Regions from separate parts of the Homo sapiens genome. Here region 1 is linked to region 2. Evidence: read pairs that join two places in POLR2A ChIA-PET (ENCODE). Cell type or tissue: Panc1. All regions are shown on one strand. Links, peaks and the distances in the headings refer to the core of each region. The heading gives the core; the rest is flanking DNA. Region 1 has its middle 82 kb from the start of NAA35. Region 2 overlaps KIF27 (kinesin family member 27).

The links. Peaks named below come from ENCODE experiments on the same cell type or tissue, not always from the same donor. Only the 100,000 strongest peaks of a DNase experiment are listed, where the experiment ranks them.
Region 1: POLR2A ChIA-PET joins it to region 2 with 6 read pairs; 2 of 35 experiments call an interaction of 5 or more read pairs at or near these places.

The regions. Positions count from the first base shown.
Region 1 is chr9:85,853,191-85,864,619 of GRCh38, reverse strand. No RefSeq gene overlaps it. Among named protein-coding and RNA genes, the nearest start is that of NAA35, 82 kb to the left of the region's middle. In Panc1, for the core only: no CTCF peak of the experiment used is centred there; no DNase peak of the experiment used is centred there.
Region 2 is chr9:83,882,250-83,890,249 of GRCh38, reverse strand. It overlaps KIF27 (kinesin family member 27), which reads left to right. Exons shown (of 18, transcript NM_017576.4): 7 at 997-1,166; 8 at 1,658-1,761; 9 at 3,054-3,209; 10 at 6,232-6,437. Among named protein-coding and RNA genes, the nearest start is that of KIF27, 35 kb to the left of the region's middle. In Panc1, for the core only: no CTCF peak of the experiment used is centred there; a DNase peak (open chromatin) is centred at 4,549.

The DNA.
Region 1 (11,429 bases), core at 1,919-9,918, 2.0 Mb before region 2:
TAACTTCTTGATGTAGGTGTTTAGAATCATAAACTTTCCTCTTAACACTGCTTTTACTAACAAAGAAATTCTAGACTTAAATTGAACACTTGACCAATTGGACATAATAGATATCTAGAAAATACTCCACCCATCAACCATAGGATATATATTTTCTTCACATGGGAAATACTCAAAGATTGACCATGTGCTCAGCCATAATGCAAGTCTCAAAAAATTAAAAAAGATCGAAATTGTACCAACCATACTCTTGGACCACAGCGGAAAATAGAAATGCCAAGAAGATCTCTCAAAACCACACAATTACATGGAAATTAAGCAACTTGCTCCTGAATGACTTTTGGGTAAACAATGAAATTAAGGCAGAAATTTAAAAATTATTTGGAATAAATGAAAACAAAGCCACAACATAACAAAATCTCTGGGATGCAGCAAAAGCAATGTTAAGAGGGCTCTGTGGTTTTGACAGTGGCAGCTTCATTGCACAGCTGTAGCTCTTGCAAGATGGCCCATCCTCTCCAGCTCTGCACTATCTGTGCTCCGGTAACACTATTTCCTCCCCTGCATCTTCAGCCTTAGAAATGGTAACAGAGTCCCACTGTTGCAAGCTCTAGGTGGCTCAATGTTCTTTGCTTGGTCCTTTCATGAAGGAACTCTTTAAGTAGTTCCCTCATTAAAGACTTTTCATTTGATATATTTAAGCCTCATGCCTGTAATCCCAGCACTTTGGAGGCCGAGGCAGGTGGATCACCTGAGGTCAGGAGTTCGAGACCAGCCTGGCCAACATGATGAAACCCTACCTTTACTGAAAATAAAAAAAATTAGCCGGGCGTGGTGGCGTGCATCTGTGATCCCAGCTACTCAGGAGGCTGAGGCAGGAGAATCGCTTGCACCCGGGAGGTGGAGGTTGCAGTTAGCTGAGATTGTGCCACTAGACTCCAGCCTGGGCAACAAAGCGAGACCTTGTCTGACCAAAAAAAAAAAAAAAAGAAAAAAGGAAAAAAATAAAAAAAAAGAAATATTTGAGCCTAATTTTATTTATTGCCTGGACCTCAAAAAATACAGCTCACCTTATTTACATTCTATTTTCAACATTAATATTGTCTTTCTTAGTGTATTTTACACTATTCTACTTAAAGATGGAACTGAATTATTTAAGTCAACAAATATTAATTGAGCACTTACTGTGTGCAAGGTACTATGTGACTATTTCAACATAGTGGTTATACGGTGGTAATTGAGACAATAAGGTCTCTGCCCTCATGGGGCATGTTTTAGTCACTTTGGGCTGCTAAAACGAAGTACTATAGACTGTGTGTCCTTGATCAAGCAGCCCTCAGAGTCTAGTGGAGGCAACAGATGTACATAAATGGCCAGCTGAAGACATATCAAGGGAACTGTGTGGTTACAGGCATAATTCTAGGTGCACAAAGACACTTAGTATAGGTCATTCATTCATTCATTCACCATTTACTAAACCTTATACCTTCTACCAGATCTTTAGGAGGAACTATCTCTTTATGATTATTGTGATTCGAGTGCAAAATAATTAATGCATCTCCAAAAGCGAAATCTTCGTACAGCTACCTGCCAATTCTCTACCTTTGCTATAAGCATCTTTTCTGCCTGAGACTCTCCAAAGAGAGCTCCCTATTTGTTTTTTCCATGGCCTCCCACATATATTATCTGAGGGTTATGAAACCTCTCCCTCTAGAGAATGCAAATGATACTCTTACAGATTAACAGAATGTTAGCTCTGAAAGAGATGTTATTGTTTCTCATAAAAGTTAATATTTGTCTTCATATCATGAAAAATGAATAGGGTGGTTTGTGATTAGAAATGGCAGGCTCAGGACCTCCAGCTGCCCTGAGGGCTGAGGGCTCAATACTTCTGCATATCTATAGCCAGAGCAAATACATTACTAACAACTTTTACTGCACAGGCACCTACCAATCAGAATGAGCACAGACACCGATGTCAGACAGGGGCATCCAGATGACTGGCAGCCTACCCATAAGCCATTCCTGTTACATTAATGTTTCTTGGCCCATCTGCTTAAAAATACTACCTTAGAAGCCAATAGACACATGAAAAAATGCTCATCATCACTGGCCATCAGAGAAATGCAAATCAAAACCACAATGAGATACCATCTCATGCCAGTTAGAATGGCAATCATTAAAAAGTCAGGAAACAACAGGTGCTGGAGAGGATGTGGAGAAATAGGAATGCTTTTACACTGTTGGTGGGACTGCAAACTAGTTCAACCATTGTGGAAGACAGTATGGTGATTCCTCAAGGATCTAGAACTAGAAATACCATTTGACCCAGCCATGCCATTACTGAGCATATACCCAAAGGATTATAAATCATCCTGCTATAAAGACACATGCACATGTATGTTTACAGCAGCACTATTCACAATAGCAAGGACTTGGAACCAACCCAAATGTCCATCAATGATAGACTGGATTAAGAAAATGTGGCACATATACACCATGGAATACTATGCAGCCATAAAAAAGGATGAGTTCATGTGGTTTGTAGGGACATGGATGAAGCTAGAAACCATCGTTCTGAGCAAACTATCACAAGGACAGAAAACCAAACACCGCATGTTCTCACTCATAGGTGGGAATCGAACAATGCGAACACTTGGACACAGGGTGGGGAACATCACACACCAGGGCCTGTTGTGGGGTGGGGAGACGGGGGAAGGATAGCATTAGGAGATATACCTAATGTAAATGACGAGTTAACAGGTGCAGCACACCAACATGGCACATGTATACGTATGTAACAAACCTGCACGTTGTGCACATGCACCCTAGAACTTAAAGTATAATAATTATTTAAAAAAAAAAAACTACTACCTTAGAAGGCTGGGCACGGTGGCTCAAACCTGTAATCCCTGCACTTTGGAAGGCTGAGGTGGGCGGATCACCTGAGGTCACGAGTTTGAGACCAGCCTGACCAACATGGAGAAACCCGTCTCTACTAAAAACACAAAATTAGCCAGGCGTGGTGGTGCATGCCTGTAATCCCAGCTCGTCGGGAGGCTGAGGCAGGAGAATGGCTTGAAACCGGGAGGTGGAGGTTGCGGTGAGCTGAGATCGCACCATTGCACTCCAGCCTGAGCAACAAGAGTGAGACTCCATCTCAAAAAACAAACAAACAAACAAAAAAAACTACCTTAGAGATTGTTTAGTCCAGCCCTTCTGTTTATTTTTCAGATCTTTTGTTTTACAAAAGAGAGACCTAAAGTCCTTAGAGGTGACAAGACCTACCCAAGGGCATATACTGAATCTGGGTTTCTCCCCACTAACTCCATCTAGAGATGGCACCTCTTTATTACTGTAAAGTCCTTCAGAAAGCTCTTTGTCCCAACTCTCTGATCCTTTTTTCATTTTCTTCCTTTTGGCTGCAAAGCCCTCCATTCCATTTATCCACTCCCATTTCCTTCTTCCCTCTTCGTAACTTCCTATTCTTCCTTCAAAGCCCTCAGTTCTAACTAATTAGCATACTGAAGCTGAAGCAGCATATTTTGGGGTGGCACTCGAAAGCCAGAACTGACCTTAGGTTTCTCATTCTAAGAAAATGTATGTAAATTGTTCAGCACAGTTTCAGCAAATGGTAATAAATAATAGCAATTATTATTATTATTGTTCTTTTCAGCTCTGTGACTGTGAATAGGTTACTTAACATCTCTGCATCTAGTTTATTCATATGTAAAATGAGAAACTTCCCCAGGGTCTTGCCCACAATGCTGACAGGCTCTATGAGGGTCGTCCAGCAGTCACGTAGGGAATTGGTGGGGGATGCTCTCACAGTGGTCAATTAAACCATGGAGGGTAGAATTTGAGAGTTGTTGGGAATGATGTGCTAAGCCAATGCAGGGAGAGGAGTGCTTAGGGAGGAATGCAAAAGACAGACTAGAGGCTGGGTGCGGTGGCTCACGCCTGTAATCCCAGCACTTTGGGAGGCCCAGGTGGGTGTATCATGAGATCAGGAGTTTGAGACCAGCCTGGCCAAGATGGTGAAACCTCATCTCTACTAAAAATACAAAAATTAGCTGAGCGTGGTTGAGGGCGCCTGTAATCCCAGCTACTCGGGAGGCTGAGGCAGGAGAATCACTTGAACCTGGGAGGCGGAGATTGCAGTGAGCCAAGATCGTGCCACTGCACTCTAGCCTGGGCGACAGAGCAAGACTCCAAAAAAGAAAAAAAAGAGACTAGATTGTGTCTGTGCAATAAGGATGTGAAGTAGACAGGCAGTGGGAAGCTGGGGAGGCAGGGATACAGGCGGCAGCAGTGAAGTGAACCCAGAGTTACATGCAGAAACACAGGGTCCAGGGCACAGCATTCTTTTGAGTTTCAGGAAGCTTACTCAGGATGGGCTTAGGTGCTGCAGCAAGGGAATTATGATAAATCTCCCAAAATTAATTTGGTTTGGAGCTAAGGATAGCTAGCCAGCCTCAAGGTTTCACATGCCCTTTTCCTGCAGCCCTTTGCTAATCAAATTAAAGCCTTCCTGGCAATAAGGGAGTTTTCTGGAGAGCTAACTGGAAGAGTCAATTCCACACATATGATTTGGCTTTCCACTTGCTTCAGGCTGCATGCCTCAGGTCAAATTTCTTTTTCATTTTGCTACTATCACCTTTCATCTTCCTGTAATCATTGGTGACACCTGATCCAATTACATGCCGGTGACTTTCCAGGAGTGCTAGGTTGACTAATACTCATGATTGCTGCTAATTCATAGAAGAAAGGGCTCTGTACTGGGCTGGTAGGTTTTCACAGTGGTGTCATCCACTTTTCAGTTTCAGCTGCCATACCAATAGAAATGAAAGCACTTTAGTTAGAAAAGAGAACACTATGCTTTATTTTCCAGAATCATGTATGTGCTAGAACGAAAGCCAGCAGTAGGAAAAAAGTCACAGAATTAAAATCTGTCTTCCACTCCCTCACCTCCCATTACTGCTTCTGTTACTTTCAAAGCTTGTTGCCTCTCTGTGCCTCATTCAGCCCAGAGTCTGAACACATCATTCTTTCAAACTCTAAACCATTCCTTCATGATAATCTCTCCTTTGTGGCTTATTTCTTTTTCATTGAATCCACAAATACCTGAAAATTGTATTTCTAGCTGCAAAGGTATTTCCCTCATAGGTTAAATATTTCACAGCTATAAAGTCTCCCAGAGAATTGTAATTTACCTCAAACAAGAGACTGCTAGGCTGAGAATTTTAGGCAACTTGATATAACTGTAGTGAAGATATTTTGGGAGGCAGTTAAGGTTTTTTTGTTTTGTTTTGTTTTTTAAAGCATATCAGTCACTAGTGCTAGCTAGCATTGCCTAGAAGATAAGCAGAAATATTTTACAGTGTCTGTGATTCTGCACAAAATGTTAATTGATCTTACACAACTCTTTACAAAACTGAACCAGGAGCTACTTTATTATGGAAAACAGAAATTGTCATCTAGGTCTTCAGTATAAACTAAGGCACTGAATGAAAAACAGTAAAACTAGACTAACCCAATTATTTGTCCAGGTCCAATTCTTCCAGAGCCATGTGAACAAAACATTTATTAAAAATTGTCAGCCAGGCATGGTGGCTCACACCTGTAATCCTAGCACTTTGGGAGAGTCGAGGTGGGCAGATCACCTGAGGTCAGGAGTTTGAGACCAGCCTGGCCAACACAGTGAAACCCCCGTCTCTACTAAAAATACAAAAATTAGCCGGGCATGGTGGTGTGTGCTTGTAATCCCAGCTACCTGGGAGGCTGAGGCAGGAGAATTGTTGGAACCTGAGAGGCGGAGGCTGCAGTGAGCCAAGATCGCCCCTCTTGCCTGGGAGACAGAGCGAGACTCTGTCTCAAAAAAAAAAAAAAAAAAAAAAAAATGCCCATCTGGCCTCCAGGAAGAAACAGCAGCATGATTCATAAGGGAAGAAAAGACATTTAGGTATGAAATAATCACAAGGCCGAAGGGATGTCTAAAATTTGTCAGAAATCGCTGCTGTCAATAAATAATGGGGCTTTTGTTATCTGGCTGCTCTCTGAGCAAAGCCAGTAACAATTAACACATGACAAGTCGATTTGCCTTTTACAGAAACCATCCAGAGATGGTTTGTAGGTATGTGATTGTTAGAGTTTCAGGAAACTCCTACATCCTATAAAGTTGATCCAGATTTATTACTGAGGCAAGAACATCCCCAAAGAAAGCTATAGCCTAATAAGCTATGTTATAACCCAAGTGTATGAAGAAATAAAGAAGAAACAGCAGGTTGGGTTCTGTGTGGAGCACACATATAATAGAATTAGTTAGCGGTTTTCTGCCAGTGCGTGCCAAAAGTCAGCTAGTAGAGGTTTACAAGAACTAACATTTGGGAATTTTGCAAGCTGTTGTTAAATTCTGCTGATAGACCACTGTGGGAGTGTCTACACCACAGAAAATGCCAAATTGCTGTAGACCAGGGATTTTTGGGTTATTTTGTTTGTTTTCAGCAAGCTGGTTTACTAGCCCACTATTGTTTAGCACTGTTGAAGGCAGAGTGATTCTTTCTGTCAGGAATGTATATTCCTATCTCTCAGAGAGGCATGTACTATTGTGGAACTAGAAAAACTCATCAGACATTTCCCAGAATCTGGATTTAGTATTCCTCTAATTTTGTTTGCTTCAGGTCTATGCTCACCAAACAATCTTCTGCTTATCCATTTGGTACCATCAAATGAGTTGGTGTTAAACTGCATTCTTTGAAGTCTTGGGGATTCTGAGGAGCCCTCTTAGGGAACATCTTGGGGAAGGGAAAGAAAGGGGAACTTGAGGCTGGGCAGGTCTGTTGTCTGTCTTCAATCAGAGCAGCTTTGTTTTCTGTTATGTATTGGTTGTCCATAAAAACAAAACAAAACACAGTTGCTTGAAGAAAGCATACCGCTGCTAAATAAATAAAGCAATAGCAAATAACTTTTGAAGATGGGCCAGAGCTGTTTGTTCACCAGAAAAGCACATCCCTTTTTTTAATACGTTATTAATCTGGGTATAATTCAGCCATTCATGAGTTCAGTTAACATCAATTAGTTTTCAATCAACTGATAATGTTTGGATGCACCTACTGAAAAAACCCAAATTTATTGTCTAACCATATTGAAGACAAGAAGAATTGCTCATCTGGGATTTTTTTTTGTTTTTTTTTCGAGACGGAGTTTCGCTCTTGTTGTCCAGGCTGGAGTGCAATGGCACTATCTCGGCTCACTGCAACCTCCGCCTCCCAGGTTCAAGCAATTCTCCTGCCTCAGCCTCCCGAGTAGCTGGGATTACAGGCATGCACCACCACGCCCGGCTAATTTTTTGTATTTTTTTTAGTAGAGACAGGGTTTCTCCATGTTGAGGCTGGTCTCGAACTCCTGACCTCAGATGATCGGCCCGCCTTAGCCTCCCAAAGTGCTGGGATTACAGGCGTGAGCCACCGCGCCTGGCCTCATCTGGGATTTTTATCAGTGTAATCAGCAAGCCAAACTGTCTGGTAGCTTTTTTTTTTTTTTTTTGAGACAGAGTCTCACTCTGTCGCCCAGGCTGGAGAGCAGTGGCGTGATCTCAGCTCACTGCATGCTCCGCCTCCTGGGTTCACGCCATTCTCCCACTTCAGTCTCCTGAGTAGCTGGGATTACAGGCGTCCACCGCCACACCTGGCTAATTTTGTTTTTGTATTTTTAGTAGAGACAGGGTTTCACCGTGTTAGCCAGGATGGTCTCGATCTCCTGACTTCGTGATCCGCCTGCATCAGCCTCCCAAAGTGCTGCGATTACAGGCATGAGCCACCGTGCTCGGCCAGCTCTCTCTTAAATGTAGCAGCTGGAAACATTCTTTTTGCTACAAGGAAATGGGAAAATAAATCAATCGGGATAGCTGGGCTCAAGTCATGGGAAGATTTCATCTTTTAAACTGGCTTTCCTTCTAATTACAAAAGTGATCTATGTTCCTTATAAAAATGTAGAAAAAAAAGTAAAAGGGAGAAAATAAAAAATCACTTAGCCACATTCAGAGATAGTTATTATTTTTGGTATATAAGCTAGCTGTTTATACAAATATATATATTCATACATATACATATGACTTTTTTTTTTTTTTTGAGACAAAGTTTCGCTCTTGTTGCCCAGGCTGGAGTGCAATGGCACGATCTCGGCTCACTGCAACCTCCACCTCTGGGGTTCAAGCGATTCTACTGCCTCAGCCTACCGAGTAGATGGGGTTACAGGCGCCTGCCACCATGCCCAGCTAATTTTTTTGTATTTTTAGTAGAGATGAGGTTTCACCATGTCGGCCAGGCTGGTCTTGAACTCCTGACCTCAGGTGATCCACCCGCCTTGGCTTCCCAAAGTGCTGGGATTACAGGCATGAGCCACTGTGCCTGGCCTACACATGACTTTCAAAAGGAATTTCTGTTTTTAATTTGAGTGCACAATGTAATGCCACTCTTGACTGGTTTTTAACAGTTTCCTCATCTATATACATGTGTATTAGTCCATTCTCACACTATAAAGATACTACCAGAGACTGGGTAATTTAGAAAGGAAAGAGGTTTAATTGATTCACAGTTCTGCATGGCTGGGAGATCTCAGGAAACTTACAATCATGGCAGAAGATGAAGGGGAAGCAAGGCACATCTTACATGATGGCGTGAAAGAGAAAAGAGAGAGAGCGCAGGAAAAAACTCCCACTTATAAAAACCATCAGATCTCCTGAAAACTCACTCACTATCACAAGAACACTATGGGGGAAACCACCCCCATGATCCAAGCACCTCCCAGCAGGTCCCTCACTTGACATGTGGGGATTACAGGGGTTACAATTGGAGATGAGATTTGGGTGGGGACACAGCCAAACCATATGAAATGACTGTGGGTTAATCTATACATGAAAAGCTTTTTCCCTATATAAAATGCTGAATAAAAGCTAAACCACGGCCGGGCACGGTGGCTCACTCCTGTAATCCCAGCACTTTGGGAGGCCGAGGCGGGCGTATCACCTGAGGTTGGGAGTTCAAGACCAGCCAGCCAAACGTGGAGAAACCCCGTCTCTACTAAAAACACAAAAAAATTAGCCGGGCATGGTGGCCCATGCTTGTAATCCCAGCTACTCAGGAGGCTGAGGCAGGAGAATTGCTTAAACCCGGGAGGCTGTGATTGCAGTGAGCCGAGATCGCGCCATTGCACTCCAGCCTGGGCAACAAGAGCGAAACTCCCTCAAAAGAAAAAAAAAAGCTAAACCAAAAGCCACAAATTTAAAAATAATCAAGTAAATTAAAAAAAAAAATCAAGCAGGTACTATGTACACGACATAATCTAAAGTCATGATATAGTATTCAATAAACATAAGTCTCCCTCTCACCTCCACCAGATAGCCTCGCAGTTCTCTCCAGAGGCAACCATTATTATCGGTTCCTTATTTAGCTTTCAGTGATATTCTGTGCATATCCAAGCATGTATATGAATTGCAATGATTAATAAGATTTCTGGTTTATATGTAGAAGTAGAACCCAAATATTTTTTTCCTTTCTTATTTATTTTTGGTTGAGACAGGGTCTCATTCCACTGTCCAGGTTGGAGTGCAGTGGTGATCATAGCTCACTGCAGCCTCAAACTCCTGGGCTCAAGGGATCCTCCTGCCTAAGCTTCCTGAGTAGCTGGGACTACAGGTGTGTGCCACCATACCCAGCTATTTTTTAAAAAATTTGTGTAGAGACAGGGTATTGCTATGTTGCCTAGGCTGGTCTCAGACTCCTGGACTCAAGGGATCATCCTGCCTTAGCCTCCAAAGTGCTACGATTACAGGCGTGAGCCACTGAGCCCAGTCACATTTTCTCTTTCTGCCTCCCTCCCTCCCTTTTTTTTTCTCTTTCTTTGTCTTTCTCTCCCTCCTCCTCCCGTCCCTTCCCCGCCCCCTGCTTCCTCCCTCCCTCCCTTTCCTTCCTTCCTTTTCATTTCAGTAGGTTTTTGGGGAACGCGTGATGTTTGGTTACTGGATAAGTTCTTTTGTGGTGATTTATGAGATTTTGGTGCACCCATCATCACCCTAGCAGTGTATGCTGTACCCACTTATAAGTGAGAACATATGATGTTTGGTTTTCCACTCCTGAGTTACTTCACTTAGAATAATAGTCTCCAATTGCATCCAGGTTGCTGCTTATGGCTGAGTAGTATTCCACGGTATATATATACCACACTTCCTTTATCCACTCATTGGTTGATGGGCATTTGGACTGGTTCCATATTTTTGCAATTATGAATTGTGCTGCTATAAACATGCAAGTGTAATGTGTTAAGTGTCTTTTTCATATAATAACTTATTTTCCTCTGGTAGATATCCAGTAGTGAGACTGCTGGATCAAACGGTATATCTACTTTTAGTTATTTAAGGAATCTCCATACTCTTTTCCATAGTGATTATACTAGGTTACATTGCCAACAACAGTGTAAAAGTGTTCCCTTTTTACCACATCCATGCCAACATCTATTATTTTTTGATTTTTTAAATTACAGCCATTCTTGCAGGAGTAAGGTGATATTACATTGTGGTTTTGATCTGCATTTCCCTGATAATTAGCAATATTGAGCATTTTTCCATGTTTGTCACTTGTATATCTTCTTTTGAGAATTGTCTATTCATGTCCTTCGCCCATTTTTTGATGCAATTATTTGTTTTTTTCTTACTGATTTGTTTGAGTTCTTTGTAGATTCTAGATATTAGTCTTTTGTTGGAGGTATAGATTGTGAAGATTTTCTCCCGCTCTGGGTTGTCTGTTCACTCTGCTGATTTTTTTTTTTTTTTTTTTAATGAGATGGAGTCTCGCTCTGTCGCCCAGGCTGGAGTGCAGTGGCGTGGTCTCCGCTCACTGCAAGCTCCACTTCCTGGGTTCACGCCATTCTCCTGCCTCAGCCTCCTGAGTAGCTGGGACTACAGGCGCCTGCCAACATGCCCAGCTAATTTTTTGTACTTTTAGTAGAGACGGGGTTTCACCATGTTAGCCAGGATGGTCTCAATCTCCTGGCCTCGTGATCCGCTTGCCTCAGCCTCCCAAAGTGCTGGGATTACAGGCATCAGCCACCACGCCCAGCCTGATTATTTCTTTCTCTGTGCAGAAGCTTTTCGGTGTAATTAAGTCCCATCTATTTATTTTTGTTTGTTTTTTATTGCATTTGCTTTCGGGTTCTTGTAATGAAAGTTTTTGCCTAAGTCAATGTCTAAAAGAATTTTTCCAATGTTATCTTCTGGAATTTTTATGGTTTCAGATCTTAGATTTAAGTCTTTGATCCATCTTGAGTTGATTTTTGCATAACAGGAGAGATGAGGATCCAGTTTCATTCTCCTACACGTGGCTTGCCAATTATCCCAGCACCATTTGTTGAACAGGTTGTCCTTTCCCCTACTT
Region 2 (8,000 bases), core at 1-8,000:
TGACAGCAGAAGCACAAAAATCAGATATAAGATGATTTTCAGAATCAGGTAGGATTTTTTAGGAGAGAATACATGACGGGGGCCTATTGTCAAGTGATTAAATCCTAAACACTGTGTGATACTCATATTCCACTATATGTTATAATTTTAACAGCTTATAATAATTTATATTGATAAATGGACTGTCTCCTCTAAGATTTTATTGCCTTTTGAGAGAAGTCATCTTGAGATTTGGTTACAGAGATGGTGCAGAGGAAATATTTTGTAATAGAAACCAGAACAAAGGTATAAAGGCAATTTCTAATTTATTGTTGTTGTTTTCCAAGGTCATTTTTTTTTGAGAATTTAAAGTGCATTTCCAATAGAAGAATGTTGTACTATAGAAAACTCCCAGGCTAGCCATACGATTTTATTTGTCCTATGACATATATTAAATATTTTTCCTAGAGCCTTAATTCAGCTATACCTAACTACCATGTATAAAGAATAAGTATATACATTGTGGTATTCAGATTAGGAATATTGCCCTGGCAGAGGGAGTGGAGACGGCTCTGGGTTTCTTCCTGTGGTAGGATTTGGATTGGAGGGGATGCAGACCTTTGGCGGCAGCACCACAGTTCTCCAGGTGTTCTGAACTGGGAAGATGGGGAAGAGGGTACATTTGTTGGGGTGTGTCTGTGTTGTGTTTAAGAGCTAGGATGTTTTCCATGCGTTCTTTTGGTTTCATTTTTGAATACTGTTTTCTGTAAGTGAAGATAGAAGAGTTGTCCAGAAGAGAAGGAGCTGTGTGGATTCTGAAAGAAGTATTTGTCTGTGAGGCACAACAGTATTGTTAAATTAATTTTGACCTTTGTTTGAGGGGAGCATTTTCCAGTGATTGGCTATTTTAAGAGTGCCAATCTAATAACCCCTTTAAAAGCACTTAGAGTAATAGGATAAAATTAGACTTTTAAAATATCACTTTTTTTGTTGTTGGGTGGGGGAATCACTTGCAAGGTCCACACAAGTCCGCCTATGTACTCTCTGGATCGAATATTTGCTGGATTTCGAACACGAAGTCAGATGCTGTTGGGTCACATAGAAGAACAAGATAAGGTCCTCCACTGCCAATTTTCTGATAACAGTGATGATGAAGAATCAGAAGGCCAAGAGAAATCTGGAACTAGGTATGTTAAATATACACTGATTTAATAAATATTTAGAATTATATGCTGCAATAAATATAGAAGTGTAGGTTTTTTCCATTGGAGTATATCTTTTATGTTTAATAGAAGAGTAGGTAACTTTTGCTAAAAGTACTATCATCTAATGTGTTATGAAAATAGTATTTGAACACAAGTCATCAGTCTTATAACTGAAAAATAATTTTGCTTTTAGAGCTTTTATAGTAATGAGATTCTAATTTTCAGAGGTTTTTTTTTTTTTTTTTTTTTGGATTTCCTTATTCTGCTGCCACGTTGGCAACAAACATGACTTTTCTACTGGATTCAACATGGATGGGGGGGGCATCCTTTTATTTTGAGCAATATTAGTAACATTCTGTTTTTATATGTAACTAATAATTTTTTTAACATTACTTTCACTTTTCGGGGAAACTAATTTGAGGGCAGATTAGAAAACACGAACAAATAAGTTAACTTTCTGATTTTTTTTTAAGATGTAGAAGTCGTTCATGGATTCAGAAGCCAGACTCTGTTTGTTCCCTTGTTGAATTGAGTGATACTCAGGATGAAACACAAAAGTCAGATTTGGAGAATGAAGGTACATAGATCTTCTTAAATAATGTAGACCTAATGGTTATAGGACACTTATCTTTTTCCTCAGTTGATAATTTAAGAAACATCCAGGAATTCTCAAAGACCAGAATTTGGTACAAATGCTTTCCTAGTTGGTAGAACTTCTTTTATGTTCTCTGTTTTACCTCTTTTACTCTTTTACTCCTTAATAAAAAAAGATTTTCTATCAATTAATTATAGCGAGAGATATAGGCTAACTCCCTCAGAATAAGGATTTTTATATTCAGACCTGAATTGATATGCTTTGTATTCCTGATGATGTTAAAATACAGTATAAATAATTGTACTAGGTGTCTACTCCTTCACTGGGACTTGTGCCTAACATCAATGATGTATTTGGCATTAGAGCCCAATTAGTGTACTGGGTGTTGGTAATGTTTTAGTACACAACTGCTAAGAATTTTTATGCATCAATAAGTGCTGGGATTACAGGCATGAGCCACTGTGCCCAGCCGGTAGTAGGAGATTTTGTTAACTCATCTCTCTTGGTCAATGCGTGGTTGACCCACAAAAAATAAGGGAATAGGGATAATACAAGTGCTACACTTTGAAAATATAGAGCATCTCTTTAAGAACCTATACGTGGCTTTATGAGCCAAAAATTTAAGTATAACTAAAATAAATTTCAAAATGTGGAAATAATAAAGGTAAATGCTACTCAAGCAGCCATGCTTGAGCTGTTTGTTACTGCTCTGCAACCAGGAAAAAAACTTACGTCGGAATGTAAATGAGCTTACACTAGTTCCTTCCTTGAGAAAGTCTGGCTATGAAAAAAATGTCACCTGAACTAAAGCAGTGTGCTTAGTGACATAGTTGATTTACATTCTGGTGCAGGACAGTAACAAACAGTGCTAGACCACACTCTGAGTAGCCTGGTATAGTCTGCATTCTCCAATTACAGTAAAAGTAGAAGTTGATAGGAAACAAATTCACCCCTCTCTCCATCTGGAAATTTTATACCTATCTCAAATAACTCATGTTAAAGGCAATGAAAAACTGTGTGTCTGAACTTATGGGATATTAAGAAAGAATATATACATACATGTATTAATTTGTAAGAAAATAAAAACTCTTACTGTAAGCTGGAATGCTAGAGTCCCAATTGCTGTGTATTTTTTCCCCTTTTTCCTCCCCTTCCTTTTTGTCTCTTCCACTGCCACCTCTAAATTGCTTTTGAGTCTGCTTTTCTTTTTTTAACTCTACTTCTGTTGAATATTTTACCAGCAGATAGTTTTATTTCTCCATTTTTTTTTAAAGATTTAAAGATTGATTGTCTCCAGGAGAGTCAAGAATTGAATTTGCAAAAATTAAAGAATTCAGAACGCATACTTACTGAAGCTAAACAAAAAATGAGAGAACTTACAATTAACATCAAGATGAAGGAAGATCTGATTAAAGAATTAATAAAAACAGGTAATAGTATCTTGTGAACCAGCTTAAATGAGAAAGAAAACTTCTTAAAATTGCTTCTGATGTGGTAACAGTTACTTTAGTTTTTGAAGCTCAGGTCTATCCACTTAGCTTGGATTGGTGTAACAAGGTGAGTTTTTAGGCCAATATGTGGAGGTTAGTTATCAGAAGAATTTTGTTGTTTTGGGATTTCACCTCTGAATTGTTCTAACTGGTGTGAACTCTGCATTGTGCTGAAATTCTGTGGCACTTAATGTACCAGTTACAACATGTTTATTTTATTTTTTTGAAACAGGGTCTCACTCTGTCACCTAGGCTGGAGTGCAGTGGTGCAGTCATGACTCACTGCAGCCTTGACCTCTGGGGCTCAACCAATCCTCCTACCTCAGCCTCCCAAGTAGCTGGGACTACAGGCGTGTGCCACCATGCCCAGTATGCGTCAGTAGTTTTTATAATTTTTTTTTGACAGTGTATTAGAATTGATAAAATATAGTATAGATATTTTATCTATAAAATAGATAAAATATAGTCCTGTTATTATTAGTTGGCAGAAGCAGCTGCTATTCAAGAGAAGTCTTCAGTGAGAGGGCATTGAAAAGTAAGCACTCACTGACAACTTTTGTTAGTCACCATCTCTGAGGATTTTTAGGAAAGCTCCAAATTGCCCTTGGTTCTAATGAGCAAGAAAAGGGTCTTCTCTGTATAAGCTCTGGTATCCTCTATTTTAAAACAACCACGTTGGGTATACCAGGCTACAAACACATGCTTGTTTAATGAGATCCATAGTAAGATAACCTTTCTGAAAGAAAGTCATTGATTCTATTGGGTAAATATCCTCAACTTCCACAGGCAGTACCCTGAAATCTTGGGAATGGAGAAACCATTCTAGATCAGCTCCTAGATACTCCTAAGAGGGGTCAACTGGTGTTTGATCCTGCCTGTGGGGAAGCAGCATGGCCAAACTCATTTAAACATCTGCATAACTGGAGCTAGGATGATGCATAGCACATATGTCACTAGGAATGAGAAAGGAAAAAGCTTTGGGAAAGTAGCTAAGCAGAGGATGCTTCTTAAAAAATGTCAAAAAAAAAAAACAACACAAAAAACTTAATGCCCTTAATGCTCTCTCACTGAAGACTTTTCTTGAATAGCAGCTACTTCTGCCAACTAATAATAACAGGACATCTATACTATATTTTATCAATTCTAATACACTGCAAAAAAAATTTATAAAAACTACTGATGCGTACTGGGCATGGTGACACACGCCTGTAGTCCCAGCTACTTGGAAGGCTGAGGTAGGAGGACTGATTCAGCCCCAGAGGTCAAGGCTGCAGTGAGTCATGATTGCACCACTGCATTCCAGCCTAGGTGACAGAGCAAGACCGTCTCAAAAAAATAAAATAAACATGTTGTAATTGGCACTGTATATTTTTTTAGTGGTTCATAAAATATTGGTGTGTTGAACAATTAATGAATAGTCCAAAATGATTTGTTAAAATATAGTAGTTGTATGTATTTTAAAGTTAGTCAAGTAATCATAAATTAGAGTCAGAGGACAGTTCACACTGCATTTAGTTAAATAACTTTTATAAAAAAATGATGAGTATTTTTGGATAGCAGTATAACCAGCTATATAAATAGTATAATAGGCTGGGCACGGTGGCTCACGCCTGTAATCCCAGCACTTTGGGAGGCCGAGGTGGGCAGATCATTTGAGGTCAGGAGTTCGAGACCAGCCTGGCCAACATGGTGAAACCCTGTCTCTACTAAAAATACAAAAATTAGCTGGGCATGGTGGCGTGTGCCTGTAATCCCAGCTACTCAGGAGGCTGTGGCAGGAGAATTGCTGGAACCCAGGAGGCGGAGGTGGCAGTGAGCTGACATTGTACCACTGCACTCTAGCCTGGGTGACAGAGCGAGGCTCTGTCTAAATAAATAAATAGTATAATAAACTGTCTCTGGTGATTATTCATCCTCTGAGCTTTAGACTCCTGTTTTCTACTGCCACGAGTTTGCCAGTCTAGTTCAGGGACGGTTGCCTATTCAGAGCAAATCAAAACCAAGCTTTTAGGGTCACTAGCTGGATTTAGAATCAAGAGATATAGAAATATCTTTATTCTATTTTTTCTCTTCTATATATTAATAAGAAAAGAATTTAAAAGGAATTAATCTTGAATAAGTTCGGGTTAGTGAAAAAGGAGAGAGTTAGCTTTGGATGAAAAGATTCTTAAGAGACATAACAAATCAAATGTATTGTGGACCTTGTTTAGATCCTGATTTAAATAAACCAATTGTGAGACACATTTTGAGGCAATTGGGGAAGTCTGAATATGGACTGATTGGTGTTAATATTGTTAGTGTGATAATGACTTTTTGGTTATGTCCATATTTTGTGTGAATGCCGATTGCAGTATGTATAAGTAAAAAGAGGAATTTAACAAAATGAAGTATGTATAGGTGAGATGAATGACATTTGGGATTGCTTTATAATATTTAAGCAAAGTAAAACAATAGGCATATTTGAAGCAGCTGTGACAAAATCTTGATAACTTTTAAATCTGGGTGATGGCGGTTCATTTTATTATTTCTTTTGTTGTATTTTAAAATTTTCATAATAATTTAAAAAAGGAATTCAAGCAGACAGATTATTGGTAGCAGGAGGCTGGAGTATACTAAGCAAGAGGACAAACAGTCACTCCAAATATCCTTCTTAACTGAGTTTGATGCCAGCAAAGCTCAACTACAAATTCAGAGGACCAGAGATGTCACTCTAAAACGCCAAACATTGAACCAGTGAGACTGACTGGCAGCAGATGGGAACAGTCATTAAGGAACTAATTATTAAGAGGCCTGATGGCAAGCTGTGTTTGATGGGGGTGGGTGGGGACAACTGGGTTTTTAATGCTATGCCTTAAATAGTATCACTGCCTGGCTGGATTTTAGAGTAGAGTATTTTTATGTTTTGGATGTTTAACTTCTTTTTACATAATTTATACTAATAATAATTATTATTACGGTTAAGGTAATGATGCCAAGTCTGTAAGCAAGCAGTATTCTTTGAAAGTAACAAAGCTAGAGCATGATGCAGAACAGGCAAAAGTCGAACTGATTGAAACACAAAAGCAGCTACAGGAGCTGGAAAACAAAGATCTTTCTGATGTTGCAATGAAGGTAAAATTACAGAAAGAGTTTCGTAAAAAGATGGATGCTGCAAAGCTGAGAGTTCAGGTAATTTAAAAAATGTAATTGAGAAAACTTATTTAAGCTTTCTTGCTTCTGAGGATTCTTGTACTGAGTTAGGAAAGAAGTGGGATTCAGTTTATACCAGCAAGAGAAACTGGGTATCAACTTTTCTTTTGTAGTGTGCTGGTCGATTTACATATTTTACAATCTGGGTAGTATATTTCTTAATTCAAGAAGTATCTTCTTTCAATCATCATATCAAAAAACCACATGGTAAGAAATAAACGTAACCACGAAACAGTGTTTATTTCTGAAGGACAAAGGATTAAATAATGATTAAATAATACAAATAAAACAGCTGGTACATATATGACACTTTGTAGACACTCAACAAATGGGAACTATTTCGAGATATGGTTTTCCCAAACCATAACTGATTGGCTTAAGAAAGGTTAATAACTTTGTGTACTGCAACTCATCCTTAACTTCCTAATGCCTGGTTTTAGCTTTAACTTTAGAAATAGCTACAGTTAAAAATTCTATTCTATGAGAAATATTCCATCACATGGAGATTTTGTGTGATGAAGCCATTTCCAGGTGCTTTGGAGATAGTCACAGTGCTTTGTTAGTCTGATCATAATGAACTTTCTAGGATGTGTCCTCTATTTCTTTATCTCTCATGGTCTACTGCTTTCTTTCATGTTATAGAAACATTTTTATATTTTTCCATTTTAGGTAGAGTTGTAATTAACCTATTCACAGCATTATTATTATTATTATTATTGAACTATGCCACAGTTATTTGCTTTAAACAAAATAGATGTTTACAATATACCTCTGGTGTGCCCGGTATATTGTAATATACCAGTATATTCTGGTGTGACAGGCCTGAAAAGTCCCTCCTGGGGTTTCTGATGCCACCTCAAACATCTGGATATTTCCACTAAAAATTGTTACCTAAATAGTTTCTCAAGTCAACATCAAGTTAAAATAATATGACTTGAATATTTGAACTGCTTAAAGGAGGACATAGGGTGGTTATCTATGTCACACCTTCCATTTTCCTTCAGCATAGTTATTTCCACTTTGGAATTCACCTTTCCATGCTTTGCTTCCTGCTGTATATCCTTTTCTGCTAAGAGTACTGATAAGGAAAGAAAATGAAAGGTGTAGAACTTTACCTCAAAAGAAACATCTGATACAGCAGAGGACAGAAAGAAGACATAGTTTTAGAAATTTTGTACCTTTGACATATCCATGCACTACTCATGGGGATAAGGATGATAAGGAGGATGAGGAGGACAGTAGTTACCATTTGAGGGCCTATACATACCAAATGGTTTATACGCATTATTTAATCCTTTGAAGTGGGCATTTTTAGCCATTTTACAAATGTGGAAAGAAAGGTTTAGAAAGGTAAAATAACTCAGTCAGAGTCCCATAGTGGTGATGACAATACCGGTTTTCAGTTCTCTAACATATCATACTTTTTTTTTGAGGTGAAGTCTTGCTCTGTTGCCCAGGCTGGAGTGCAGTGGCATGATCTCAGCCCACTGCAGTTGCCTCCTCCCAGGCTCAAATGATCCTCTTGCCTCAGGCTCTCAAATA